Regions from separate parts of the Homo sapiens genome. Here region 2 is linked to region 1. Evidence: chromatin loops called from intact Hi-C (ENCODE). Cell type or tissue: heart right ventricle. All regions are shown on one strand. Links, peaks and the distances in the headings refer to the core of each region. The heading gives the core; the rest is flanking DNA. Region 1 overlaps LINC03007 (long intergenic non-protein coding RNA 3007). Region 2 overlaps LINC03007 (long intergenic non-protein coding RNA 3007).

The links. Peaks named below come from ENCODE experiments on the same cell type or tissue, not always from the same donor. Only the 100,000 strongest peaks of a DNase experiment are listed, where the experiment ranks them.
Region 2: a loop joins it to region 1, with 2.8 times the contacts of the local background. A loop is called at or near these places in 7 of 110 quality-filtered maps.

Annotation. Positions count from the first base shown.
Region 1 is chr7:25,613,789-25,629,304 of GRCh38, forward strand. All of the region lies in intron 3 of LINC03007 (long intergenic non-protein coding RNA 3007), which reads right to left. Among named protein-coding and RNA genes, the nearest start is that of LINC03007, 170 kb to the right of the region's middle. In heart right ventricle, for the core only: no CTCF peak of the experiment used is centred there; a DNase peak (open chromatin) is centred at 6,623; H3K27ac peaks cover 1,976 bases.
Region 2 is chr7:25,662,293-25,677,808 of GRCh38, forward strand. All of the region lies in intron 1 of LINC03007 (long intergenic non-protein coding RNA 3007), which reads right to left. Among named protein-coding and RNA genes, the nearest start is that of LINC03007, 120 kb to the right of the region's middle. In heart right ventricle, for the core only: no CTCF peak of the experiment used is centred there; DNase peaks (open chromatin) are centred at 8,275 and 8,359; H3K27ac peaks cover 4,610 bases.

The sequences.
Region 1 (15,516 bases), core at 3,512-8,511:
GAGGGAAAAATGAACACACAGGGACATGGCAATAACCATAACAATAAAGGTAATATTGCTGTACCTGTCACCTGAGTGTGACAGCGTGCATCAAAAACATTAACTTTTTCATTTTCAAATCACTCTTGTGGGGTAAAGAAAGGTAGAATGCTTCTCATAAGCCCTCTTCCACTGCAGCATGAGAAGAGACATTTTGCTTCTTAGCAAAGAAGTAGCTAAGGCATATCCAACTCAGTGTCTCAGAAACCACAAAGACCTCAACTAGTCACCAGAAGATCCAGCTCAAAGCTCCACCTCTGAAGGGAGAGAGCCTCCTTCCCCAGGGCACAGCCCTACAGCATCCCGCAATGCCGCAGCACCACGTCGTCAGTGCCAGGCAGGTGCTGAGGAGGAAGGTGGTAGGAGGAAGCCCAGCTTGCCTGTGTGAGCCAGGGCAGGGATGGCTCCTGGAGGGTTCCCTCATCTCTGTATTTATTTACTCCTCTTTATTGTGCCTTCTCCCCACAGGGGTTTCTGAGAAAGGGATTCAAGTCCCAGGGGTAGATGGCCTGCAGGGATCCCTAATAAAAAATTATTTCACAAAGTAATACAGTAACACTTGGAATTCTTCCTTTCTTGTCATGTTTCTGGTGTTTTATATAATCTGAACTAGGAGAATATAGGGCCATGTGTGTGTGAGAGAAAAAGAGACAGAGAGAGCAAAACAGAGAAAGACAGACAGCAGAGAAGAGAAAGAACTAGCCAAACGCTGGCTCTCAGACTCCAATCATATCCTCCCTTCCCATTTCCTCAGGATATCAGCTAAACTCAGTGCTCCAGGGACCAGTGGCCTCCAGATCGCCTTTGAGTCCTCTCCTCCCCCACCCTCACATCCTCTAGTGAACTTTCAAAAAAGCATGGAAGTCATCCTGCTCCCCACCCATCCAGCCAACTACCTAGACTCTGGTGGCCACCATGTGCAATCACTATCTCCTCTGCATGAATGGTACTTTCACCACCTGAGCGACACAGGCTTCCCATTCAATGGGCAGCATCCGCCTGTATTTAACATTAGCTGCTCAATAATAACCCATTGAAGGAGTAGGCCCTATGATGTTTGTATAAGGAGAGGGGCAGTGAAGAAAGGGCTCCATGTGCTGAATTCAAGAAGGGGGTTATTTCTTTCCTACTATAAACAGAAATGATTATAAAACCAGATCCCAGAAAGAGCCCCTCAGCCTTCACTTTGGCACGAGGGGGTTTCGTTTCTCTGCAAGACTACCTCTGCGTGCTGACTTCTCCAAGTTTTTACTGCATTCCAGGGAGGGAGATAGAAACCAAAGCAAATAAAGTGCCCCCAAGGGCCCTCTCCTCCCTCTGAAAAGCTTCTATTTTTAATTCTCTGCAGCTTTTAAAACAGTCAAATGGGGAAGTTTCAACAGTCTGTGGTGGAAGAGAATGCCTGCCCTCTCTAAGGACACCCACTTTAGATAATCCCAGTTGGCCACGGGACACCAGGGCCAGGGCTGGGCAAAGGGGTTTTCTTGGCAGTTTCTTTTCAGCACATTTCTGTCATCACAAAGTAACTTTTAACAACTGTGTTTTCCTCTCTACAAATGAGAAGAAGGCAGATTTTGAGCTGGTGGCTCACTGCATGCAAAATGTACCTGCTTCCCCCATAGCGTCTGGTTCATGCTACAAGTGCGTTTTCCTGGCACTTAGTGCTTTATAGAGATGCTAAACTGGAAACCAGGGATTCCTAAGCTCCCTGCAGAATTTCCCACATTCACCCCGCGTCCACCTCACCAGGTGGGTGGCAATCATGAGCCCATCATTTTCAGGTGGGAAAATGGGCAAAGCCAGAAAAATGGCAAGTCGTTTTCCCAAGCATGTCTTGGAGGATGTTAGCAGGAAGAGTAAACATTTCTTCTCTGACTCAGTCCGGTTTGTGGCCTCATGGTTACTCTCTCCCAACCACACAATCCTGACTGTCACCCTGTGAGCATCTCTTAAGCCACACACCATGCACTCTGACCCTTAAAAACCTGAAGTGCCCCCACACAGGTCTCCTGAGGTTGAAGTAGCTTTGGGCACCAGTCGCGTGGTGAGCACAGAAGAGCAGGGTTGTGGAGGAGGATTTCCTCCGCTTCCTCCTAGGCCACCTTTGCAGAGCTGTCTCTAATACCCACAGGGCCTACTTTCAAAAAGACATATTTAAGGCAATTGGCCGTAGAAAGCTCTAGATCCAAATAACCTTTCAGGGTTCTTAAGGACAGGACTTGAAGCTTGGGGAGGAAGCAGCAAATGAGCTCCAGGTGTGAAGGGGATGAGACAGGCTCCAATGCAGTGGAGAGGTAGGAAGCCCAGATTTCAAAGTTATTTCTACCTCCTAAGGTTACATCCATTACATCAAGAATTTAAGTCTTTAGCCAAAATGCCCTATTTCCTAATACAGAGTTTTTAGTTGGCAAAACCCAACTTATAAATGTCTCCTGAGCCCTCCTCTTCTCTCCAGCTTTTAGAACTCAACCAAAGCCCATTTTACATGAATGAAGGAACAAAACAGTAGAAAGAAAAAAAGAAGAAGAATGAATGTGGCTGTGCCTGTCCATCCTTTGTCCTATCATTTTTTATCAACTTTGAATCCAGTGAAACCTAACAATAATTCAGCCATGAACTTGCTACATAAACTGGAGAAATTTGGAGCATATATTTCCAATTCATTTACACTTGGCTCATCAAAATACGTTGCACTTAAAAAAAAAACGCTATTTGATGTTTAAGGAATTGTTTCCACCTTTTAAAATAAGCCTTTCTCAATTCAAACAGGAAGCTGCAGAATGCTAAGAGAATAGAAACTCAAATACAGGAAGGTCCAGGGACTGTTCAAAACTCAGAGCCATGAATTTAGAGAGGGTTCAAAAGTTGGCAGCGTGAACCCTCTCATCCCCATCCACAAATAATAAATATCACAAGAAGGAAAAGGAGAAAGGAGAAAGCCACTGGAAAGCCATAACTTATCCTGGCTCCAGACTTACAGTTCTCTCCAATAAACCAGGAGTTCTTGGAGAACTTAGGTTGTGCTGCCTACAGGGAGCTGAGCTACTCTTGTGTCATAAATTACCTTGCTGGGGATAAACTTTCCTCCAGGTTCAACAGACAGGCAGCTCTGCAAGACCCATCACCCAGCTCTGTGCTTCCTAAATTATACTTCATCTGGTTGTGACATCTGAAAAGCTACAGGGAGAATGATCACCCCAAATTTGACCTTCCTATGCCACTGGGTCTTTTTTTTTTTTTTTAAAGAATAATAACTACATCAGGGGAAAAAAGATACAAGAGCATCCTATTTGAAAACACAAACAGGTAAAAAATAGAGCTTCCTATACACCTCCCCAAATAATAGTATGATGTTTTCAAACTTGTCTACACTAAGGGTCTTTTTAAATTGCAATGTGACCCTAAGTTCTTCCCCAACTGAAATAGCAACAGTGAAGCTTAAAGTCATTGAAGTGAGAGCGGCAGGGATTAACTTTTCCCCTCCTTTCTTACTTTGCAATCAGCAACAGCCTCATTCCAGTTCTCCAGTCGTATTCAGATGTGTACACACAGAGAGACACATGCACTCAAACATCTGAGAACCCAGAATATTTAAGGAAGTGGCTACAGTGCCTTGAAATGTGATCAAGCCTCTGAGAGCAGGTATCAGGCCAAGAGAAATAACTCTTATCCGTAAAGAGTTCTCTAATAAATCAGAAAGCCTTTTCTTCCACATGTCACCTGACATGTTTAATTTATCTCGTTTGACAGAATTGTGGCAAGCAGACTGACCACTGGCACAATTAGAATGGGCCTTTGTGACCAAGGGCAGAATATCAGGCATGGAAGGGCACAGAAAAGGAATACACACAGTAGGTATCCTATAAATGCTTGTGGGCCAGCTCAGTGTGATGGAGGATGCAAAAGAAGAGAACGAAGATTTCAGATTTCACAGGTTTACAGCACATCAAGCCAATGCATAGACACAGTAACCAATCTTATCTAATCCAAGAAATTTAACTTAACTGGTTTGCTTCTTCCTGGAATTTGGCCTCTGTCATAAACTCTAGGGAATTGCATAGGCTTATTCATTTTTGCTTCTGCATTTTACTTATGGAACACAAGATTTACAAGGAAGAGTAGGAAGAAATGTACTCTTTCTAATGTCTGCACCTTCTGAACTTGTGAACGCAGTGGATTTATTAGTGTCAGCTGGCTAACCTTGCATCTGGTCATACAATTTGTCTTGAAAGAAAAAGCCTTTACCTGGAGAAAAAAACACACCTTGACCTTGCTATCAAAATAGCTTTTAAATACCTATACTTTATTTATTTAGGAAAAATGATCACAGTTACTAGCCCAATGTTCCCTTCCCTGCACCAACTGCTACACTCTAATTACCAAGGCTCTCCTGGCATTGAACAGGAGGAGACTGTCTTCACTTCACTTCTAAATCTTTATGTAAAGTAGGACTAAACTATCCCCAGTTATACAGGTGAGTAAACTGAGACATGGACAGAGATCAGCTTATTTTCTTCAAAATTAACTAGTGGCAGGGCCTAGACTTACACCCATTCTGGACCCCAGGTGTATGTTTTCAACTTCCTGGCAAGGCCACCTCTGTGTGCACCCGGTTCATCGATCTTCTTTCAGCAAGAAGATTATTATTGAATACCCAACGGGCATTCAACTTATCATTGATCATATACATATACTTTAATTATTTTTGTTCATTTACTTTTTCCTATTTTAAGATAATTGAAATATAATACACATAAATAAAAGTGCATAAGTATTCAGTCCCACGAATTTTCCACAAGGTGCATGTAAATCAGCACCCAGATCAAGAAACAGATCATTTGAACCCAAAAGCCCCCTCCTTTTTACCCTCTTCATTATACTCCTGTCTTCATTCCCAGCCAATATATGCCTTTCCTTTGGTTGGGGGCAGTAATAAATTTGGTTATAAGCACATGCTTTGGAAGCAGATTATCTGGGTTGAAATCCCAGTACCCCTTTTATAAACTTTGTGTCCTTAGGCAAGTTGCTTAATTTCTCTGTGCCTCAGTTTTCTCAACTCTAAATTGGAATATTAATAGAAACTCATGAGATCATGGGGAAGATGAAGGGCTATAATATGTATAAGAGCTTAGGAAAAGGTAAATAGAAAAGCTCGGGGTAAACCCGCAGGAAGAACCAGCTATTATTACTGGAACATTTCTCCTCATTCTCAGAGACTGTCCAGGGAAGACCAATAAGATGCAAAGATAGTAGAGCAAGGTAGATGGCAAGGGAGAGGGAGATAGAGAAATTCAATCAAGCATGTGCCTTATGTCAATATGAGAAATAAATCCACCTCTAGACTAGGGAGAGGATGAGAGCTGGACAGGTTGAAGAACAGCTCACTAGACAGTTTGCCAGTCACACAGAATCAAGTTTCTAAAGCAAAACTCTTATTTGAAACATAATGTATTTTCTCATCAGTCCTACTAATGCCCCATATGTGTGCAAATATGCCCCATATGCCAAAGATGATAAGCATGAGTGCTCTTTTAGATCACCCATGGGCCTTCCACTCCCACCATGACTCCTAATAGTCTAGAATTAGATGTATATTTGTTAGCTTCCTACACTAGAAAGAAAAAACGTGTAATTTTTTTCATCCAATTCACAGCTTAATTCCTTCTCCCTACTATACTTCATTAACTAGGCCATTTTGACTGACAGTGCAAAAATCTCTATTTGGCATAGCTTTTTAAGTAGAACAGATTCAGGCATTTTTTCCATGCTACATCTCTTCACATTTTTGAGTCACTTAAAATATTTTTGATCCATTTCATTTAGCACTTTTCAAAATTCTCTGTAGTGTAAATCAAAAGCAATACGTAGCTTAAAGCATAGTTTCCAAGAAGCCAGTTACCTCAGAGATGTAAAAATACAGGACAGATAATCTGCCATGCAAATTTCTTTTTATGTTTTCTAGCTGAAACAATGCATTTGCTGGAACTTCTTTCTTAGGTCTACATGTTTTATGTAGACATCAAAATATTTAACCAAGTTATAAAAGTCAAAAAAGAACAGAGAAAGAATAAAAACATCTTTCATGTAATATTAAAAATGGCAAGCATTTAATATTCATTTGAATAACGAGTTGACTACTGTAAAGAATTAACATAGTTTAGATTCTCAACAGTAACAGACAGATTGAGGTCTGACATATTGACATTATTAAGTTGCAATAGGATTTAGGAAAACTCAAAATAGATAGGAAAAGAGGCCCATGCTTGGTTTCTTCCCTCCCTCCCTTCTCTTGCTCTCTCTCCCTCTCCTTACCCTCCCTCTCCCTTGCCTCTGCAGTTTTTCTTTTCATGTTTGTTGTGAGGTAAACAGACCAGAGATGAATATTAAACTCTAACATGCTGTGCACTCTCAAGCTCTAACAGATCTTTTTTTTTAGTGGGATAGAGATAATGTTACTTACAGAGCCTTTCGACAACATGGCCATATGGCTGGCCAGACCCCCTGTCTAAAAGGAACAAAATGCTTCCTTCCTGGGTGGCTGGCTGTGGGCTGGAACAGTACATGATGTTCAAGATAAGAAAACGGAAGTTCCTCGTGCTGAGCTTAACCAAATGAGGTAAAATAAGAAATGGAAAGACAATGAGAAGCTGCCTTATTTGCAGCCTGTGTCAGAGCCAGCGCAGGGATTTGGAGTTGAACAGCATCTCTCTCGATCATAAGCGGGAAGGCCTTGTCCCAGCTACTTAACTCCGTGTAGATATAAATATGAGATGAAGCTGCTTTGTTACCTTTTAGGGATATTGCAAATACCACAGAGATCATTATAAACTGATTCTTCGTGCCCTTGAGCTTGCTGTGTAAAATAAATTGAGCCTGTAATTTCCAGTCCAGTGGCTAAGGATTCTGTCTACCCATTTCTAAGGCCAGTGATTCCCATTTGAAGGGTCTCTCCAACCCTTTAGAAACTAGATCTACCCTCCACAGGACGCTGGTGACCATCTCAGCCATGGCACTTGCCCTCCAGACTTTGCAATGCACCACGTGCCCAGCCTCTGCCCCAAGAAGCTCCAGCCACCACCACCTTATTCTGAGGCTTCATTTCCTCATCTGTAGAACAGGGAAAACATTAGTTTCTGCCTGATGGAGACACTTCTGCTCAGATTCTCTTTATGTGCCCAGCCTGCTGCAATCTATAGGTGATCAGGGCAATAGGCGTATCTGGCCATAATCAGCTCTGTGACCCTCAGCAACTTATGTAACTCTCCGGGTCTCCCTTCTCTCATCTGTAAAATGGGAATAATAAGACTGCTTCATAGTACTGTAAGAAGAGTTCAATGGCATATAACTCTCAGGAAGCCATTGCTAAGTAAAACAAAAGGATCCTCCTTCTGGCCTCATTCCTTCAGTTTCCTCCTTGACCCATTCCTCATGCTGTCTTTTAGGGTGGGACCCTCCAATTAGTCTTTCAGGTACTCCTTTCAGTTAAACATTTTTGAGCACAGTCACCAATATATATTTATATATTTATAAATTTTATACCTATAGTGCTTTGTTAATATGTTTTGTGCATTCTGAAAACACACACATACTACACAGAAGTTTTCAAAGAATGAGGTAAGAAAGTCAATAGAAATAGGAATTTAATCATGTTCTTCATGCACTCCAACTAATCATCTAGGGCTCCCTCTTCTGCTCTCTAGCCTCCCTGGCCCTGCAGGAGGAGTGTTCCCCTGTGGGATCCTGTATATCCCATCTTCTTGGGAGAGTTGCACACACCATAACCCAAGCATGGCTTCACTGGTCAGGATAAGCCTCCATTCTCAACACAGTAGCATGATCCCAGGTGACAGTCAGCTTCACGGACATGTGATCCATGCAGTGCCATAGGGTCTCATGCTCAAGTGGGTGCCATGCTTGGTTAATTCTCAGATGTTGCCATCTTGAAATTCTTAATAATTCTACCTTTGAACTTGTGCTTTGTAGGCAAAGTCTGATGGGACAACGGAATGTATATGTGAGCAGAGAAGACATGCACAGTACATGTGTCCACTGTTTCTTGCTGTCCCATTTATATGTATTGTTGGTGATGCCTCATGAGCACAGCAATTCTAGTGGGCCCACCTTGTGTGAGAGTTCAGTGACACTCCAAGTGAATACAAGGTGAGCATATTATGGAAGCTACCTGCTTCCAGAGTGCCGTAGTATACACGTGTTTCAAGAAGTGAAATAAAAGCAGTGGAGTTTTGTGCAGTGTTTTCACTGTTCTGGCAAGAATCAAATACCTATGCAAGTACAAGCTATGGAAACCAAATTGTATATTTTCAGTGATTCTACACACATGCTTTTACATTTTCATTTAAAGCTGACTTTGCACAATATAAAGATAAATGGGAAAATTTGTGCTAATAATTTAAAACTTTAATTTTTCTTTACTAAAAAATGACATCAGATAGCAAATAAATAACATGATGACAAGAGGAGAGAAAGAAATATGGAAGAAAGAAAAAAGTTTTCTATCTTGGTACCTTTAATACACTTCTTTAATGCTTTTTATACAAGCTGCCCCATGTTTTTATTTTACACCATAATCAGCTCTGCCCCCAGTCCTCTGACTCAGGTCCAACATGACTAATGTGTCTCTATGAGGAGTGAGTCCTCCCCACCATCTTCTCTCACTGGAAAAAGGGGAGAAGGCTCTCCATTCCGCCCTAAGAAATAATTTATCCTTCCGAGACCACAGGTAATCACATTCAGTTGATGACATGCTTCATATTTCACTTATTCATTCAACGAGTATTTGTGTGTTTATTGACTCTAAATGTAAATAATATCATGTTAAACATTTGCTCAAGGGAACCGGTACCTATTTTACCCTGTTTCTGACAACAGCAGAAAGTTCCTGCTGAAATGTCAAGATCTCAGTTCAAAAGAATCCTGCTGTTGAAACTCGAGAACTGAGCTCTGGAGCATCTACTCTTCAGAATCCTTTACCCACGCCCAGAAGCTAATGATTTCCAGAGGTGGCCACAGCAAAGAATTCATAGGAACATTGGTTATTGTGTCAAGAGTCATGTCAAGAAGGGAAGGTCACTGGTTCCAAAAATTCCAGAGGTGAAAAGTCACTCTTACAAATACCGTGTCCTCCACATTCAGCACATCATGGTATGTGCTTTATCATAATTTGGTGGGCCACCAGCTGTCACCAAGGCAGACATCATCCAAATGAAATTCTTCAACCTCACTAGCCAGGTGTCACTTTTACAGCTGGTTGACACTTTCTGCCAGGCATGGACATGGGTCAGGTTTTTGCCTCTTGAATGGACTAAGTCAGTGGTTCCCGAAGTGTAGTCTAGGAACAACTGGGGGTTCCTGAGACACTTCTTGTGGGTTTATGCAGTTAAAATATTTTCATAATAATCCAAAATGTTATTTGTCCTTTTCACTCTTCTCTCACGAATTTACAGTGTAGTTTTCTAGAGGCTACATAACAAATATTTCGTTGTTCTGATGGCTAATGGAATGGGTATTCTTGTATTTTGAAAATTTTTCAATTTTAATATCTAATATAGTTAATATTTATAGATATAGCCCAGATAAACATAAGCTCTCTGAAGTCATCAACAACTTTAAGAATGTAAAGAGATCCGAAAAACAGAACATTTGAGAAGTGCTGGACTAAGTGAAGCAGGTATCCATTACCATTTCCATTTCTTCAACGACTGGTCTACCCTCTTCTTTCCCAGATAATTCCTTCTCACAGTCCCAGCAATGACTAGTGTGATCCTTACAACTCACCAAGGAGACTGCCATGCCAATGACTAGCAGGCAGACAACTATAATTGAGCCTTGGTCACTTTGGCAAACAGAATACTAAAGATGTACAGCTATAGGACTCTGCAAAGTCACTCATCATATGACATAAGCCACAAACTACCCTTAGTATAATCAAGAGAATTTTAAACTGTTTTAAATTTTAAACTTCTTTTGCATAAAGAAGGATGTGGTATATATTAATTTTTAAAGTGCATTTAAAAAAATTACCTGGTTTTCCCAAACCAAAAAAAAAAAACAAACAAAGAAAAAATCAGTTGAATAAATTGCATCTGACAGAGCATATCCTTGGAAAAGGAAATCCCTGCTACCTCCTAAAGAATGTCTTCAACACACACATGAAACCCTTCATAGACACATATGGTATTTAATACATACCTGCTACGGAACAGCTGATGCTTTTACCTTTTCATGAACTATGAGTCATCCCCCTGCCCTGGAGAAGATTTTCTGAGCTTCATAAATATTGATCATACTCCCTAAATTCTAACAGGTGGTTTCTTCAAATATGAGTAATACTTCCCAACGTCACCCTTTATTTTCTACATTTAGTCATGATGTATTTGTTGACTACCACAGAAGAAAGAGGTATTCCATATAAATGAATATTCCGGATCACTGAAACTTAGCCACTTCAAATCCCAAGACATTTATTCATTCAAAAACATTCCTGGACCATGAGCTGGGCCTTGAGACTACTACGACCAATTAAGCAAAAAGTGCCCTTAGAATTGCTCATATTCTAATGGATGTTGAATAGAATCTGTCCTAAAATTTATTCCAGTCATCTTAAAAGTGGTGTATGTGAAGAAAAGATTAGAACATCTAATTTAATCTTTATCTTATTTTGGAGTATGTTTTATTATATAAACAATATATTCATTTAATAGCACATGCATAAATTATAAATAAATAAAAACACATCTATTGAGAGCGAGCACCCCCAAATTTTTACTGATGGGATGTGCAATTTTCCAAGGTTAGAGACACTGACTGAACGCCCTCTTCTAGGCCTTCTTTTTAAGACAAGGGGTCAGTCATCCTCATGAACCCTTCCTCAATCACTCACCAGCTGCATGGGCATTTGCTGGAAAATTAGAATACACTCTAAGCAGGTCTGGCTGTCAGGGAATTTAGAGATGATTGACCTTTTATTTTACAAAAGAATCAGGGCCCCAATTACTAAGTGACTGCCTAAGCGGTTTCCCAGTTTGGTGAAGGAGTTAGCAATGATTTCCAAAGTGGGAATGTGAGTTAGCATTGCAGTGGGTGGAGCCATGTGAAAACGCAGGATCCTGGACTGAGGATACAGATGTTTTTGGTCAGAATCTCCCAGTTTGTTATTTTCAGCAAGCTCCCTGGGTGATTCTCAAACATTCTCTGATTGGAGAACCGTGGGAGTTGGAAGAGGCCGAGGTCTCTGCACGAGCTGGCTCCTTCTCATACGTTGTCTCAGCTTTTAGAGCAGGAACTATGGTGTTCAGTACCACAGCGAGCCCTCAGGGCTTTCCAGATGTGTTTGACCCGATATATATGGCTGTGGAGAGCTGATTTTGCTAATTCTGGGACCACTTTCTAGGGGCTTGTTTCTGATTCTTCCTTTGATGTCAGGCTGTTGGCCATCATTTCTTACTGCCTTCGGTGTTATCCCTACCAATCTGTCTTACCTCCTTTGTTGGCCCCCTCCAATTTTCTGCTTTTAATTCGTTATGGGCTGAGAGACTATATAAATTGGCTTGTTAGAAGTATGTGTTAATTACAACTCAATCAGACATAGTTAAAGTGCATTGATTTGTGACTGGTGTTTCCGCTGCTTCGAGCCTGTTTTGCTTCCTTCCTCTTTCTCAAGCTGAATTCCAGAAGGCAGAGGTTGGGGGACGTCTGACCTCTGGTTAAGTGGGGCACTAGGATATTTACTTTCTTGTCACCTTTCACTGCTGTCAAAGCTCAGAGTCTGGTTGGCCCCCAGAGGAGCCAGTGTGCCTAATGATTCAGGACACCTGGGTCGACCCACTCCTCCATTTCTCTAAGCTCAAAGTGATTTACAGGAAGAACAGGAAGAGGGGATAGGAACCAGAAGCAAGAGGAAAGGCCCACTCTCCAGGGTGGACCAGGAAGTAGGAATCAGCTTCTCTGACAGACACACTAATTTCCAGTTCAAGAAGAGTCTAGGTCTGTCTCCCTCTAAGAGCTGCTGGGGCATCTCAGCCATGAAATGCCACATTAGGCAGCAAGGTTTCATCTGGCTGTGGGTGAGGAGGCATCTCTAGCCTAGAAGGCATAATCAATATATTTAACACTAAAGTTCATTCCATTCAAAAATACTGCTAGTTTCTAAAACATTTTCAACATATAATAATATCCTTATAGCCTAACCTTTATTTGGCTGTGATGCGATTGTTGAATGACATCAGGACAATTAGAAAGATCATAAAATTTTCATCTTCATCTTATATTAGGAAATAAAAATTAATTATCCTCACAATGCCCCAGGATCCTTCACTCTCCCTTCATTATACACAAACATACAATCTTCTGAGTGAAGAAAGCTCTCTGTCTTTACAAAGTTATAAAATGACAAAAATCAACCCAAAGTCAAATGTTATTTTATTTCATGGGGTTCTGGGCTTCTTGTGAGCTAATAATGTCTTGTTTTTTCCAGAAAAAAAAAATAATGTCTTTAGCTAATATCCCAGGTCAGGACATGCTTGACTGAAGATGAAGTGTGTGTTAATTTTGTTAAAAATGGGGTTTTGAGAAGAGGCAAAAAGCAAAAGGTACTTGTACACAGGGAGGGATCACACTGATCCATTTTCAGTGCTTAATTACAAATCTGCTCCAACTAATTTCCTTATTGTGCCCACAGCTGCTATTCTTTTGTCACCAGTTTATTTTTCTTTGAAAATCTGAAAAGCATCAAGGCTCACCCTGAAAGGCATCAGAAGCAGAACTGAGGTCCCAGATGCCCCATTACTGGTCTCGTTTGCAGGCCTGTTTGGTTGTTTATGTCTTGCATTCAAATCATTTATTTTGTTCAGACCCTCTTTTGCTTTGAAAATGACTTTAGGACACTGAACCGCTTTTATCACTCAACCGTTTGCTTGCTGGGTAACAGGAACATCCTGGTTTAATTAACATCATAACTTCTCAATAATCTCTAGGCAGGTCTTGTTCGGTAAATATCAAAAAGTTTAGAGTTCCAAAGACTTTCACAATGACCCAGGGGTCTGAGTATCTTTGTTGGAAAGAAAAAAAATGTTGCTCATATGAAGTCATAGTGATTTTGGAAGATTTTCATCTGTAAGTTTTCATGTCATATAGAATGGCTTGGAACTTGCAAAGGCTTTGCTTTCTCAGCCAGGAAGATTGGCTGCTAAAAGCAGCTAAGGCACTTGGTGGGTTGAGGGTGCTGGGGTATTAGTAAAATACACTATATTGCAAGCAGCATGGTAGAAAGCTTAAATGTTTGTTCCCAAGAGGCAGAGAGACCTAGGTTCAAATCCTGGCTTAGGCAAGTTATCTTAACCTCTTGAGGCTCAATGCTCCCAAATGTAAAAGAGAAATGAGTAGCATCTGACTTCTAGGGTTGTAATGAGAATTACATTAGCTAATGCTTGGAAAGCACTCCAACTCAGTAAACAAGAGCTCTCATTATTACCATTATTAATATTTGTTTCTTGTAAGAAGAGCTTAGTTGTTTGGCTGAATATTTCTGGTTTTTTTCTGGTTAATATCAGTATTGTGAAAAACAATGTAAGCTGATCTCAAGTGAAAATTGTTATGTTAACTAATCTAGGTAGGGTGACTATATAATTTGTGGTCCTAACCAAGACATTTTAAGAATGAAATTGTGCACTATTAATAATTATGCCAGGACAATAGGCACAAATCAGGACCATCCCAGGCAAACCATAACATATTCATCCCTTGCCGTAAGGAATCTCAAACCAAAAAATTATTAGAACTGAAGATAACCTTAGATATTTTCTAGTTCAATGCTCCAGTTTTACAGTTGAGGAAAATGAAGTCCAGAGCAGTGAAATAACTTACCCAAGGTCACACAGCTAGTAATTGAAAACCAGGGTCTGGAATTCCAGTCTTTTAATTTTAACTCCAGTGACTGTTCCACAGTATGGCTCTGCTTTCTAATGTCTTTAGCAAGGCTGGGGACTATTTTCCTCCTGTTTCTTCTTCAGGAAGGATCTCAAGCCATCCTACTTTGTTTTCTTCCCTCCACTTTACACCAGAACAGATGACGGCCTGTACAAAACAATCTTCTTAAAAGAAAGCTTGTCATTTTTCTAACCTAAATCCCTCATGCTGTTGTTAAAAGCTATTGTCCCTTTTTATTTATTCAGTCATGAGTTGAGAAAGAAAAAGAGCAACTGTTCCCCCTTCTATAAAGGAAATTATTTTTGGTCACTCTCAATTATTCTGTTTCATTTTCCCTTGGGATTAAAGATTTAGTTCTAAACCAGAATGCCCTTTTGAATGATTTTTTCCAAAACCTATCACCAGAAAACTTTTGCATCTAAGACCCCTGGAAATTATACATGTGAACGTACATCTTTATCCCTGTAAATTATACCACACGTATAATATTGTCATGAATAGATCTCAGAAGCTCTCATTTTAGGTGATTTTGTTGCATTATTTAGACAAAGCAAATATTCCGTAGACAGGATTTGACTTTAAAGAGATGAGAGAGCCAGATGACCAGAAATCACACATGTCAGGCCTTCCTGAGGTATATCACCAGCCTCTCTCTTTAATGAAGACCACATTTTATAACAATGCTCCTATACAAATGCAAATTTATGGAGATTGTTTATTTAGACTCTCGCTTTTGTACATCAATCTCCATGTTCCATCCTCCTCTCCTTTTTGCTTTGAAAGAGATAACGTGGTTATTCAGGTCATATCTCTCCAGGTTTTATGGTCTGGCATGCCCATAAAGATGACAGGAGGTGCATTTCGCAGGCAGCAGCCTTCCTCTCCCCAGGCTGTCTTGTGTTGTAGACCAGGTACCAAAGCAACTGCTACAGGATGGGTCCATACTTTCCTCCTGGATTTGTGGTTCATTGATGAACAAGGCATGAAGCCAGACAGTCATGAAGCTCCCAGACCCTACTGAGCATTGGCTGGGTGGAACAGCCAATGAATACCCTTAAAAGTTATCTTAACACACCGCCTCTACACAGTATGTTTGTTATGCACATAGATTTATCTCTAAGAGTTAAAATATGTGAGACTCTTTCTACATCTCTGATTAAAAGCCCATTTTTGAAAGAAGGGGCTAAGATATGTAGATGGCAAACTGTGTATTTACTCAGAACCTGGTCAGAAATGAATGAGAACTCAAAACCATCCATGCAGAACAGATACCAGCTTCATGATACCATTTAAGCAGGCAATATAAGTTGTGGTTAAGAGTGCAGACTAATGTCAGAGGTGAGTTCAAGCCCAGTCTCTACCACCATGTGACTTCAGGCAAGTTACTTATTCTCTCTCTGCCTCAGTTTCCTAATCTGTAAATTAGGAATAATAAAGAGTATCTGCCTCATGGGATTGCTATGAAAAGTAAATACTATGAGGTATGTAAGTCACTTATCATAGTAATTGGCACATTGGAAGGACAAAAGAAAC
Region 2 (15,516 bases), core at 6,027-11,026, 51 kb after region 1:
AATGAGCAAAAACTACAACAAGCAATAATTCAAATCATTGCCCAAAATGTTCTTCCAACTCTGTGAGTTACATAACCTTAACCTATCTTGAAAACCACAGATTTCCATCTCCTTGGGATGGCAGAAAGCAACAGAATATTCTGAATGACATTTTCAGGTTTATGGGTTTGACATATCTTTCAAAACATTTCCGAATTTTCCCCACTTCATTCCCCAACACCTCCCAGGAGCACTTGCAGAGAGCAGGCCTAATGTTTTCGATGATAAATTAGTTGTCAATATATAGACAAGTTACTTTTTCCAAAGCCTCTTGGAGCAGAAGCGTATTCTACTTCCTCTCAAAGGCCCTAGAACTACCTGTGTACTGGCATGCTCACAAGAAAATTTTTATTCACAAGAATAATCTGTTGAAAGGAGGATAGATTTTCAAATGGAGTTTCAAATAATCCTCACCTTTGAGATCATCCGTGCTCACAGCCCAGTATTTTTACAAGATGAAATGATTTACAGAATCAAGCCTGGAAAAATTGGAGGGCAACTCCAAAAGGCAAGAACATGTTGCCGAGTCAATCATTCATCCTGCCAGGGAAACTTTTGTAGTTTCCAAACTGTTATGAGACACCGCTCTCTATCCAGGGCAGAGGAATCGTTGAAAAGGCAGGAGGTATGCTGGCCACACAGCCAGCATGGAGAGCTGGAGTTTTTGGCAGGGCACTTCCACCCCAAAAGCAGACAGAGTCCTGGAAGGGCGTTCGTGTAAACAAAGCAGGCAGATAGCTTCAACTCTGCAATGAGGCGCAACCTTTCCCAGATCAAAGCCTGGATCACAGAGACAGCCCTGAAGAACTGAGTGTCCTTTCTGGAACATCCAGCTCCAGGGGAGAGACTTGAACTGGAGCCACAACTTTGCCACCTGTAGCCAATGACTTGGCACACGAAAGCTCTCACAGGGTGGGGAGCCTGCAGCTGCTCCCACAACAGAAGATCAATGGAAAGATAAGACAACACAGGGAAGAAAGGTTTCTTACTCGAGATACTGAAGCTGAGATCATTTAACTAAAGCTTGCATCCAGGCAACCCAAGTTCTCTATGCAGTGTTGAAAGGGGATGGAAATCAGTACAGGGTCATAAGCTCTGAAGCCAGGTTGCTGGGGCTTTGACTCTCTACTCTGCGTTTACTAGCTGTATGACCTATGCCTCAGTTTCCTTACCTTCAGAAGGACCTAATAGTGCCTCCTCCATAGGATTTAATGAGTGACTGGGACACTAGAAAGCTCTCAAAATGTTGCCATTATTATTTGAAGTTACACAGACCTGGGTTTGAACCAGGTTTGGCTACTTAGCACTTTTGTGAACTTGGAGAAATGACAATCTTTGGGTGAACTCCCCAAGGGTAAAATGGATGTTAATACGGCCCTTGCAGTATTGCCATGGTGATTTAATTTTGTATGACACACAGTAGGCACTCAGTAATTGGCACTTCTGATTATTTTCATTTTTCCTGGTTTCTGACAGAGAAACCTGACAGGACTGGTGAGGCTGCAAGAAACATAGCCAGTAAAATTTAGGATCCTCTTAAGTCCCCAAAGCTTCATCCATATGCAAAAGAGATACATCCCCAGGGAAGACTGGGTCCTGGATGTTTTTAAATACACAACTTATTTTATTTTAAGAGCAAAAAGAGAACCTGGAAGTGTTCCCAAATTTAACATCTGCAGGCAGATAGGATGACGAAATGTATTAGTACTGAGGAATAACTTTCTCCCGTCTTCTTGGAAAACATCTGGGGTATTACCCTTTCCTCCACTCATTCCCCCACCTCTTACCCCAAAGCTGACTCTCAGCCGACAGTTTATCAGCAATAAATGGAAACACCTGTGTGGCAGATAAGGCCAACTGAGTGTGATCAGCTGAGGAAACCTTAGGGACGCATGTCACTCAATATTTCTTTTTCCATGCCAGGCAGGGCAGAGGCACAATCTAGCCTGTGACAGATGGCAAGGTTCACTTTCTCATTCATTCATTCATTCATTCATTCATTCAGTTAGTCATTCATTCAAAACAACCTCAGGAGGTCAGCAGGCCCAGCTCCCTGCCTGAAATAGGTCAATGCCTGAGCCACCAGGTGAATTAGAAGGCTATTGATCCTGCTTTTAACCACATCTGCAAAAAGACATTCTAGAAACTAACTCTGTGTCTTGTTCAAATCTTTAATCACCCTTTCTTTTGTGAAACCAAACCCCCTCCAGCTACAATTTCTCATCTTTATAGAGATGAGAAATATCATCTTCTGTACCCCATGGCCAGTCAAAAAGTATTTTTATTGCCATCTCTGCTGTAATAACCTCCCCAAACTTGAAAACTCTAAATCCGGTTTTCTTCCCATGTCCCCACACCATATTAAACAATCCCCACCTCCTTTGCTCTTTCTTCAAAGGTCCTACTCATCTACTCTTTAATTAGCTTGTTTCTTTTCTCTCAACTCATTCCAGCATCTACACATCATTTAGAAACCAAAACTTGACACAGAACTCTAATCGTTGACAAGAGATGTAGCTGCTATTAAAGTGAAAATGATCCATTGTGTGTTTTCACAAAGCCACTACCTGGACCCCCAAGCAAGTTACTTAACATTTCTGTTTCCTCACCTGTAAAGGTGATTCAATCATAAAGAATGAGGTCTGTGAACATGACATTAGGAAGACCTACCAGCAGCCGGTAGTCTGTAAAAGGTAAAAGTACTTCTTTTACTTCCTAAAAGAAGTAAGTTCAGAAAGACATATAGAAATTAACCAGGTCAAGAGAAGAAAGCAATCCTACCAGAGGCAACTGCCTGTGCAAAGGTCCTGAGGCCTGACCTGAGGACCAGGATGAGTAGATCCCAGAGAACAAGAAAAGGGTTGTGAAATGAGGCTGGTGAAGGAGGTAGAACCCAGATAACACAGGTCCATGTAAGCCAGGAGTTTGGTTTTTTTTTTCAAGGCACTGGGAAGATGATGAAGTTATAAGCAGATTTATATATTTTTTAAAGGCTCCTGGCTGCAGAATAGGTTGGACACAGAGAGGATGTGGGGAGAGTAGGAAGCTCTCCAGGTAACCCAGGAATGAGACTGTGAGAGCTCAGACTACGGTGGCATTTGTGAAGATGAAGAGACATGGCTAGATTTGGAAATGAGAATTAACAGCACTTCACTGATTCACTGAATATGGCAGTGAGCGGGAGGGAGGTGTCCAGGGTGCTGCCAAGTGTCTGATTTGCTCATCTTGGATGGCGCTGCTGTTTACTGAGGTGGAATGCTGGGGGAGGAATGGGTTTGAGGAAGAAGGCATGAGTTCAGTGTTTGGACATGCAGAGTCTGAAGTGCTGTGAGATGGCCAAGTCGAGATGTGGAATAGGCCATGGGATTTATGATTGGGAGCTCAGAGGAGAGCCTAAGCTGGAGATATAAATTTAAGAGTCACCAGCATATAGATAATAATTGAAACCATGAGTACGAACGAGGTCACGGAGGGAGGGTGTAGAATGTGAAGGAGAAGAGGGCAGTGTATCAAGCCTTGAAATTCTCCAATATTTAATGGTAAGCAAGAGGAGAATGAGCCAGGAAAGAGACTGGGGAGAGTCCCAAGAGGTGGGAGAAAATTAGAATGTCAGGTCATGGAATCCAAAGGAAGAGGATATTTTAAGAAGAAGGTGCTGCCAACAAGAGACACACAGAATGGCCAAGCAGGACCCATAGAATGTGACCTGTCAGGAAGTGAAATGTGGCATTTGTTTATCCTTAAGGATCTCATCTAGGTTACATTCCTGTGGGATTTTCAGGATTGTGTGTGCTCCTGGGTTTTGTTAACTCGGAATTTTTCCACCTTTCCTATGCACAGCTAAGGCTTACTGTTGCATGTTATGACTGAACTTTCTATCCAACGTGATCAGTTTAGCAACACCAGGGTTATATCTCATCTATCCAGATGCTTCTGCTGTTCAGACAGGAAAAAAGTCAAAAATCTCAATGATTCTTGCTAAAGTCCTGTCACTAATATTTGTGTGTTTACTAATAGAAGCCTTTATTTAGCTTTCACTGAGAGCTATTTAACCTTTACAGGTTTTACAAGGATCAATGTTCGGTTTCTTAATCCATAGTAAAATGGAAAAAAACCTGTGGGCAGGGGCCAAGGTGGAGGAGGAAGACCAAGAAGGAAGGTCACTGAGGCATGTGAAAATTGTTACAGTACAGTCAGTCCTCATTAGAAGTAGATTAAAATCTACAAAAACCAGGCAAAAGAACCACAAAATTACAGCAGTCTGAGTCCATTTAGTGAGGAGTAAATACACCTTAGTCCTCAGTAACCTTTGGAGAAAACATCACAATATACTGCCTGTTAATAACAGAGCAACCAAGGAAATTTTAAATAAATGCTTGCTACGTTAAAATAAGTGGGGGAAGCCTATCATGTGATTTTCTTTTCTGTCCCTTGTATTTTCTATAAAGTGGTTTTGAGAACTATAGGCTCAATCAGTTTCAAGTTAAATTTTTGGGTAAGAATTCACTCTAGGAGGTAATGTACACATCAGATTGTTCGGGGATGTTAGGATTGCCCAGAGGGCTCCAGGATCATCAGCCTTATCCAATAGAATGTTTCCTGTTGGCCTTTCACCTAATGGTTTCACAGCTATTAAATATGGTCCCCTAGATGTATCATTTTATTAGATATTAATACATTCAGAATGTGGCAAACTCTACAGTGCAAATAACTTAGTTTTTTAAACAAATAAATTGCAAGGAAAAAAGCCAGCGGGAAAGAGAAGCTACAGATTAAAATATATTTAAGAGCCACAACAACCAAATCCAGTGTATAGGTTTGTCCTGCTTATTAGTAAATGGACATTTGCTAATTAACTGCAGAAATTTTAAAACTGACTGGAAATCCAATCCTATTTTTTAGGTGTGATGACGCATGGTAATTACACATTTTTTAAAGTCCTTATCAAGATACATACTGAAGGATTTATAAATAAAATGACATGATGTCTGGTATTTGCTTCAAAACAATCCAGTGGATGGGGGTGGTGGGCCATGGAAGAACAGGGGAGAGGGCTTGGGGAGAGAGGAAATCAGATCAGCCTTGAGCTGCCGTGAAGGCTGGATGACGGGCACCTGTGGGTTCTCGGTGCCCTGCTCTCTACTGTGGATGACTTCTTGAAATTTCTCTAACAAAAAGCTTAAAAATAGAGAGAAGAGGCCAGGCATGGTGGCTAACGCCTATAATCCCAGCACTTCGGGAGGCCCAGGCGGGCAGATCACCTGAGGTCAGGAGTTTGAGACCAGCCTGGCCAACATGGTGAAACCCCGTCTCTACTAATAATACAAAAATTAGCTGGGCATGGTGGTGGGCACCTGTAGTCCCAGCTACTTGGGAGGCTGAGGCAGGAGAATTGCTTGAAGCCAGGAGGTGGAGATTGCAGAAAGCCGAGATCACGCCATTGCACTCCAGCATGGGGGACAAGAGTGAGACGCCGTCTCAAAAAATAAATAAATAAATAACGGGAAGAAGTCATTTCTTCTTCATCTTGTTATTTTGGAAGAAAACATTTCTAAACATCTTCTTCAGCAGGGTAGACTGAACAACACTAAAAACAGATTATTTAGAAAGTCCAATGGTGAATACAAAGATAAATTAAGAAGAAGCATACCTTGGAGTAATGGAGGTGTGACTATATTATTACCTCAGTAATTGAAACAACCAAATTGAAGCCAGGCGAGAAATCACTCCACACTATGATGGGTTAGAGAGCTCCAATGCCTCAATTAGAACTGATTTCTAATTGAAACACTGCTGAACTTCAGGCAGCAAAACCCGCTTCTGTCGCACCTCTGTGACTCTGTTCCGAAAGATAGGGTTCTGTGCTTCAGTGAGCTCCTGTATGAAGCCCAATCCCCCTACGCTTCTCCTTCCTTTGCTCTATGTTCCTCTGCTCCAGAGAAGTCACCCATTCATTTGCTAACTTAGGAGTGGCAATGCCAGTAAATATTTTGAGAAGTTTTAGGGAAAAAAAATATTTAAAATGAAATTCAAACTACTATGGAATGGACTCTTCACTTTCAAGCCATCAACTCTCTTTCCTTCTTACCTGGTCATGTGGTTCCCATCCAGATCCATCGTTGCCCCCTTGGGCTCCCTGGGCTACCTGCTTCGACAAGGGGAAGGCCACCATGCTGCCCTCTGCAGCTCCCTGGGTGAAGGGAGGACAGGTTGGCCAGGCAGGGAACCGCAGGCAAGGGCCTGTGACTGACTGACTTTTTGGTTCATAGTCATCTGGGTTGCATATGCCTGAAAACTTCTGGGGTTTCAGGGTACATCAGGGTCACTGGAGATGGCCAGTTCAGAGAATACCCAGCATCTGAGGTTTTTGCCCCCTCTCTGCTTGTGTTTTTACCTACACCATTTCCTGAGCTCAATAAGCCAATCACCCACTGAATTCCTATTCATCTTTTAAGAGCTCACTTCACCATCACCAAATCCGCAGATCTTTTCCCAACCTGCTCATCAGAGCTAAGGGGCCCTTCCTCTCCTTCCAATAGTTCTCTGCTTGTAAAGTTCTTATAAGATTTAAGTATCTAGGGAACCAACTATTTGGTGAGCTCCTCGAGGGCTGGACTGTGTCTCATTCACCTGTGTATCCATGCCCGGAGTAATGCCCATCCCTAGACAGTGCCTCATGTTCACCCCTGTGCATGTGAACAGGACACATGAGCTCTGTCCATAGCTCTCCAACCCCCTTCCACCGCTTGTCTCTAACCAACCCCCTTTGCCTCCTTCCTGCTACCCCTCCTTTTCCATACCACCACTTTCCCACACCATCTCCTTCTTCCCCTGAATCAAGAAGTGAGAACATCAGGAAAGAGAGGGATCAATTTCATGCCAGAGTCTCAGGCTGTCTCCACGGATTTTCCCATGCCAGACCATTTGGCTAGTGATTGCTGAACTAGATGAGAATTCTCAGCCCTACCCAGGAGTCCTCCAGCTCCCACTGCCTCATGGGCCCATCACAGCTTTCTGGATCAATAAACCTCTCCTTCAGTCAATAGGAGCTTTGTGAACTAAACAACAGATGCCACAGGGCCTAGAAGGCAAATAAATATGGTTATTCAACATTTTATCGCACTGTGTGTAATTCAGGAAATTTAATTATGGTCTCCCTAGCAACAGTAATGCAACTTCAAGCCTGGTACACAGGCCTTGTTTTCTGGTGCACAAGGGAGTGACCTTCACGCCTTCACCTGGATGGAGACCATGCAATCTGGCTGACTTACAGTTGCCATGGGAAACCTCAGTGAGTCTTCCTCCCAAATCCTCTGCTTCCAAATTCAAAGCTGATTTTCAGCATTTGGTATGGAGACTCGGGTGGGGGAAGGCACTAACATAACTCCAGACAAGTATAGGTAGTTAAGCATCAAAGGCACAGATCCAGACGCTGGATACACTTGAGACACAGAATGTCTGAGCAGGACTCTCAGAAAACGAAGTGTCAGGATCAGACCTGCCTACTGTTCTATTGCCTAGAGCAGGGGTTATTAACTTGGGGTCTGTGATGTCCCCAAAGAGAGACTGATGGCATGGTGATTGGGAGCATGGATTCCGGTGCCAGACTTCACAGGTTCAAATCCTATTTACCTCTTCCATTTATGGAGCTATATGACCTTAGGCAAAGGACTCACCTTCCCTGTGCCTCAGTCTCCTCATCCATAAACTAGGGGTAACATTATTGGGAGAATTCCGGGTGATTTGATTAGTTTTGCTTTGGAGCACAGAGTAATACTGGACCTCTAGGCAGGATTTACTAATGACAGCACTTAGCTATTTTGCATGGCCCCACTTGTAATCCTGTGCCTGAGCCAAGTCAGAATGGGGACGTGTCACATATGGGCTCCCTTGAGTTTGTTCTTTTTTATTTTCTGAGAAAACTATATTTCTTTTTCCACTCCTCACTCCTCTGCGAACTTTAATTAAGCCCTCTCCCATCTAGAGAGCCAGGCGAGGGTTAAGTTTTGTTTTTGAAAAGCCTCACAAGCTTGCACAGCAGCAGGTTTTGCCACAGTTTGACAGTTCCAGTTCAGCTCGGTGCGGCTGATTTATAAGACACTGAGCTCATTGGCTTTATCCTCTGTTCTCTCCCAGTCATTTCTCAATCGAGTCGCCCTGGCTGGAAACATCTGAGAAAGAAATTTACTGAGAGATGCACAGACAGCCTATTCACATTTCATAACTTTTCAGGAGCCTTCCCCCAGAGGAGCCAGCGGTAGCCAGTTAACTCATGCACAATCCCTAGCTAGTGTCCCTGCCCCCATCACTCCACTCACCTGTACAGACAAACCCAGGTCCCCTCCAAACTCGGCTTCTTTGACTCTAATGCTAAGTGATGTAGCCATCACAGCACATACTGTTCTTAGACCTCGCCCAGCCTCGCCTGTGACAGCAGGATTAGACAGGGAAATATGAATGGAAGGCACCCGATGGATTTAGTGATTTAATTGTCTGAGCACTTAAAAATTCAGGATTAATTCCACTTAAGTGCAGTTGTTTCTTTCTCATTAACAGGGATCTGTTTAGAATAATTTATAGAAATAGGAACCTAATGGAGGCTCAAAAGAAGCCTTTGCGTGACTTATCAACCTTGCTTTCCCCTTCTCTAGCCAGCCCCTCTCCCTGCACCAATCTGGTCTCAACATATAGAAGCCTCTAATCTGAAACTGGTGTTTCCCACTAAATCCTCCATTTGTGCTTGAAGTAATTTGCAATGGCCACTTTCTGTGTCTTGTTCTCAGATGTGTCTTCGTCAATTAGTGCAATGTCACAGCCGTGTGTAGTTATTGTAACTCCAGCTGTGAGCTGTTAATAATAAACTTGCCCACAGGACAACCCTGTCATATGGTTGATGGTCAATCAAGACTAAAATATGCATTAGAAGGAAAAAAAATGCTCCTGTCAACAGTGAGTGGGTGGAGGTCATTGGTTAGGATGCCGGCATGTAGCTGCCCAGTTCGGGTTAATGTCGTGTCGTCGGCATCCTTGACTCGCTCCCACTCTACGATGTTTGTCCTGAGACACAAAGGCGTGATAACTAAAATGACACAGCTGGAATCAGAAGACAAGTAGACAAAACATGGTGAAATGTAGAATATGGGTCAGGGAATAGGGATTTGTTGAAAAGAAACATAGCTCAGATTCTTTAGTAGGAAAAGAAGACAGATCTGCGTTTTGGTCATGGGAAATGATCTGTGGGCTACAAGACAAATTTTATTTAATGGGAGTTCTGAGGCAAATAAAAACAAGCTGATTTGTGGCAAATGAGTGAAGAAGGAACAGTCACCCACTTGGGTGATTCCTATTAATTTTCTTCACAGGATCACGAGGTGTTTTGATTATTTTAGTTCAGTTTTAAATTTTGGTTTTCCAAGGGGTGGCTATGAGTGGGGAGACTCTTGGCAAATAGATGAACCTTGACTTAGAAATCTGCCCCAGTATGAAAATCTAATGGCATTTACTTGTCTCGATGGCTAAACTGCTACTTACTCATCTCTATGTCAGTTTCATCTGCAATTACTAAGAACGAGTACAGAATGGTAAAAAGCCATGCCAACTGTCTCAGTCAGTCCATGCTTTTTTGTGTGTTTAAATAAGTTCTCAATACAATATCTATCATAGATAGCATTTCATAATACCCTGAAGGCCACACTCTAAACAATCTCCAGTCTCTTCACTACCACAGGTCTCGGTTCAACATTTTCTGTTAATAACTGAAAACCCAGGGAGGCCAAGGCGGGTGGATCACCTGAGGTCAGGAGTTCAAGACCAGCCTAGGTGACATGGTGAAACTCCATCTCTACTAAAAATACAAAAATTAGCTGGGCACGGTGGTGCGTGCCTGTAATCCCAGCTACTCAGGAGGCTGAGGCAGGAGAATCACTTGAGCCCAGGAGGCAGAGGTTGCAGTGAGCCGAGATTGTGCGTGCACTCCAGTCTGGGCGACAGAGCAAGACTCCATTTCAAAAAAAAAAAAAACCTGAAAACCCAGGTTAAAGCAGTACATGCAACTTTTTCTTTGAATTCAAGCATTCCATTGCCTCCTTTTAAAAAAGACATGTTTTTTTTCTCCTTTCTTTATCTTTTTTTTCTGTGCTGGTCAGGAAGTGAAATGATTCAATTCCTACCGAGGTTTCTTTTTCACAGAAAGAATGAAATATTTGTCCTCTACTAAAAACAGAAAAACTTTCAATTGGCATTCAAAGGGTAATCACACAATAAGGGCCTTATTAAAAGCCTGGAGCCCCGTTTACTCACTGTGGAGCCTGACTTGATTATTCGATAATTAGAAACACCCTGCTAATGACTGGACTGGAGTCTTCCCTGAGGGAGTGCCCCCTTCAGGCAACGCATTATTTGTGATTACACTTTTGTCATTAAGAAGGTAAATTACTCACTTCTCTTTCCTCCCATATTCTTTCCAGATTTGCCTGAAATTTGTGGGAATCCAGAGAAGGCTGCCCTGTCTGGAGATACCCACACACAGGCACATGTGCATACACATACATGCGTGCTTCTCCTCCATCCCAGTTAGTTGGTTGCTAAGGGTTTGCTGAATTTCCTGTCATTCTGAGGCTGTTTCACTTGCTCAGTGGTTCTCAGCTGGGTGCGTGGCAATGTCTGGAGTTGTGTTTGGTTATCAAACTGCAAAGAGGAGAGGAGCTACTGGCATCTAACTAGTGGAGGTCAGGGATGCTACTAAATCTATAATGCATAGAACCCCACCCCCGCACCCCCCACCTCGGCAAAGAATTATCTGGCTCAAAATGTCAACAACGCCAATGCTGAGAAATACTGCACTAATGATCAATTTAGTTTGAGATGACATGATCGATCTACGGGTTAATGTTCAGAATGAAAGCAGTAAGACAAAGGGGTATCAAATTCCTCTTACATCATTTTCCCTTCACCCCACCAAAAAATTATACCTGATTCACCCCAACTCTGCCTAAGCCAGTTTTCCACATGATATTGTAAGGTGGGGATCAGCAACCTACAGCTTAATGCATCTGCCACCTACTTTTGTACAGCCAACAAGCTATGACTGCTTGTTACGTGTTTAAATGGTTGAGAGGAAACAAAATGAATATTATCTGTGACCCATGAAAATTATGTGACATTTAAATTTAATATCCATAAATAAAATTTTACTGGGATCCAGCCACACCCACTTGTTTACATATTGGCCATTGTTACTTTTGCAATATAGCAGCAGATTAATTTTGACAGAGACTATATGGCCCCCAAAGCCTAAATATTTACTATCTGGCCTATGACAGAAAAGGTTTGCTGGCCTGTACTATAAAACCCAAAACCAATTATGTGCCCTGCACAAAAGACAGACTCAATGATTCCTGGAGGTCCCAGGTCCCACTTTGATTAGGAAAGGTGCATAAATAATGCTGCACTGTTTCTACATTTGCTACCCTCAGATATCACCAGATTGGTGGGAGGTCACTTACACACAAGTTATTTGTTTTTCTAATCTTACCACAGTTATAACTTTCTTGCCCCAATAAAACTCATCATGTGGTTTCAAAGCTGGGCTTTCCTCTCAATTTCCTTCCCCAGCATTAGCCTGAATCGATGATACAAAACCAGAGAGAGAAGACAGAAGGGTCTGATTTATCCTCCAACTGGATCCTCAGCCATGAGTAATTGAAAGAAAAACATAGGTGCACCCTAGCCGCAAATTCTCAGACATCCCCTGACTCCCCGCCGAGATTGACAGTCCTCTCCCTATTTCAGAAATAGTTTGAACTATTCTCCTTCCCCAGAAAAAAAGGGTATTTAGGGATGTTACCCACACAGACAGAAAGAGGTTAGCTGGAACAGGGTTCTACAAACACAGGGATTAATGCTGTTTAACCTCACCAATTTAAAATGTAAAGGAATACACGCAAAAAGCCTGCCCCTGGCACTGTGCATGCCAAAGGAGTTAAGCAGCCCCACATGCATGTATTCTAGTTTGGAGACATGACAAGGACACACATAGAAGGCTGTGAGGATGCAGAAGAGGGAGAGATCATTTCTGGATTTGGAGATGATAGTGATAAGGAGGAAGTGGGGCAAGAGGAGAGCATCATCATTTATTGGTGTCAGAAGTACTCTGAGCACTTTACATAGATCTTCACAGTAACTCAAAATGTTGATAGTGTTCAACCCGTTTTATAGATGGAAAAACTGAACTTCAAGACGTTAAGTAACTTGCCTAAGGGCACAGAGCCAGTAAGGTAGTGGAGCAAGGATTCGAAGCACATCTGTCTGACTGCTCTTCTCCATGTTGAGGGGATTTTGTCATTGAGAAAGTAAATTACTCACTTCTCTTTCCTCCCATTTTCTTTCTAGAGTTTTTGCCTTAAAATTGTGGGAATCCAGGGAAGACTGCCACAGCAGAGGCAGGATGTGAACAGGCCTGGATGAGTAGGATACAGATTGGAAAACTAAAGGGGAAAAAAACATTCTAAATAGGATAAAGGGATACGAATAAAAGAACAACTCTGGAATGGGTGTGTTACATTAGGGATGGTTCAGAGACAGAATAGAGGAGTCTCTTGGAAGCAGAGTTTACACAGGGCAGATAATACTCAAAGGTTTGATGAGGCCCAAACATTGCCAAATGCAACCATTGTTAGGAATCGATTTTGCAAAGTCTTGACATTTGACATTGAGTCCATGTGGAAGGAATGTGCTACAGTAATAGCAGCTTTATTCATGACTGCCAACACTTGCAAGCAACCAAGATGTCCTTCAATATGTAAATAGATCAAACCAATACAACCATGTGATGGCTGTACTTATTCAGTGATGAAAAGAGCTATCAAGCCACCAAGATACCTGGAGGAAACAAATGCATACTGCTAAGTGAAAGAAGTTCATCTTAGAAGAACTAAGAAAGAAGCTACATACTGTGTGACTTCAACTATATGACATTTGGGAAAAAGCAAAACTATGGAGACTGTAAAAAGACCAGTGGTTGTCAGCAATTACAGGAAGAGTAGGATGAAGAGGCAGAGGGTTTTTAGGGCAGTGGAACTATTCTGTACAATACTATAATGGCAGATACGTGGCATTATACATTTGTCAAACCCATAGGATGCACAACACAGAGAATGAACCCTAATGTAAACTATGAACTTTAGTTAATAATATGTCAATATTGGCTCATCAATTGTAACAAATGTGCCACACTAATGCCAGATAGTAAAAACAGGGGAATTTGGGGTGGGTGGAAGAGGGGACCTATGAGAACTCTATGTACTTTTGGTTCAATTTTTTCTGTAAACTGAAAACTGCTCCAAACAAATATTAATTAAAATTTTAAAAGGTTACTGGACCCAGATTCTAGACATGTCTCTGACTTTGAGCAAATCACAGCCTCTCTGGGTCTTATGGACCAAGAGATTAGTGCGTGACCCGCTACCATAGGACATCCTATGACTGGAATAATGTATATTTGTCCAACTTACTCTTTTCATTGAAGAGTGAAAGAGAGATGGAGGGTGCTTGGGCCTCAGGCTCATGAATGTAAGCCCTGAGGGTTTCTGGGTATTTGCAGCAGTGGATCAGGATCCATGAGATCACTTCCCTCTAGCACATGAGGTCACTTTGCATTTAGGGGCCCCAATACCAATGTGTTTGTGGTGTGGTCCTGGTTTGTTTAGAATGGTTACCAAATCCCAACTTCTTCAAACATTTTTTAAAGTGATGATTATTTTGCGGCATGATAGAAACTGACACCCACAAAATGTGTTGACTTTAATGAAGTAGATGTGAGAATTAAAACATCTTCCTTTCCACACCCAGCTTCTGAGCTTGTGTGCTGAGCTGCCTGACAGAAAGTTGGCCTCTGCAGGCCCCGCAGCTGCCATAGAAATGGCAGTGTGACTGGCAGCTCTCAGCAGTGTGTCCAGGATGTACTAATATTTACCAGAAGAGGCGGCCTCTGGTGTCACTGAGTCCCCACTCACCTCATGTGACTGCTGCTTCCAAGCCTGCTTCACAGAGTTGGCCCAGAGGAGGGTGTGGTCTGAGTTTGCATCAGAGATCTGGTTTTACCTTAACCCCTCAAAAATCACAATTATATTTAGCAGATCTCAGCAGGCATAGTATAAACAATAAAAACCAACCTTTAAGGATATTGTTCACAAAGGATGTAAATGCCAAGTAAGATGGGTAATTTAACTTTACATATATATGGATGGAAACATATATGGCTTTTAGATTGTGCCTGAATTTTCTACATATACAAACACACATACTTTTTAAACAGTTTGGGTACAGAAAATAATATCACCAACTTTTACTTGTGTGTGAACTTTGTAGACACAAAACTTAAACAGATGTGCATGTTTATGATTTTTAAAGATGCACATATGTAAAACATTCAATAGTATATTTGTTCACACAGTTGATTTAACTGAAAGACCCTGTATTTACATGTTTTAATTGTGTTATGTGAGACAGTGATACGTATATTATGTATGTTGACATTTATGATTGAAAACCAAGTGGCTCGGTAAAAGTGAGTTCTTCATGTGTTTTGAAACTGTTCCAGACCTAAAAGTTATGCACCACTTAGGAAGGGCTAAGGAATAGGAGGGGAGCTGAATGTGGATTGATTCCAAAATACTTCATGAAGGTAAATCATAAGAAATTAAACTTAAAATGTTTAAATTCCCTGCTCCACACAAATCGCAAACTCTGAGGCTATTTTTCTCATTCAGAGAAAGCAAGCAGCCTTCTGCTTCTGTTGATGTGTGACATTTGAAAGAAGAGTGGAGTCTGGGACTGGGGACGGGAGGTGGGCAGGCGTCTATGGAGGCTCCTCCATCCAACACTTCTCAATGAGGATTCCAGGAGGCCCAGCCTGTAAATGCTTGTATTGTCTTCCCGCTCTGCAGTCACGGGCAGCTGAACATTTTGCTTGGTACGTCCACAGAAGTTTTCTTCTTGCATGCAAGATTTGGGGTTTTAATACCTGCTGCGTTTGGAAAAATTCTAAAATCAGAAATGATGTGGTCTGAAGTGTTGACATGTTTGGCCCCATATGGACTACACAGCTCAGAGAAATGAAGTGGCACATTTATCAAGTCTCAAGTTTGGGGTCCCATATAGATTTATTTGAGCCACACCGGCCAGAGGTGACTGAGCCTCCACAGTCCTTAACGTGCTTATGTTTTTTATTGTCCTCTCCAGCTGTATAAGTGCCTCTGCCCTTTGGAACACAGTATTAACGGCACTGACAATTCTGCTCATTTCCCCTCTTTTTATCAGTAATTCAGCCTTATGAATCCAATAAATATCAGACTAGGCTTGAATTATACATTGGTGAATTCTTTATCTGTCCTTTTGCTAGTTTTCCACAGCTTTGGAGCAAATTATCATACCTAGTGCGACATACTTGGCATGGAACAGTGTCCCTAGGGAAACTCT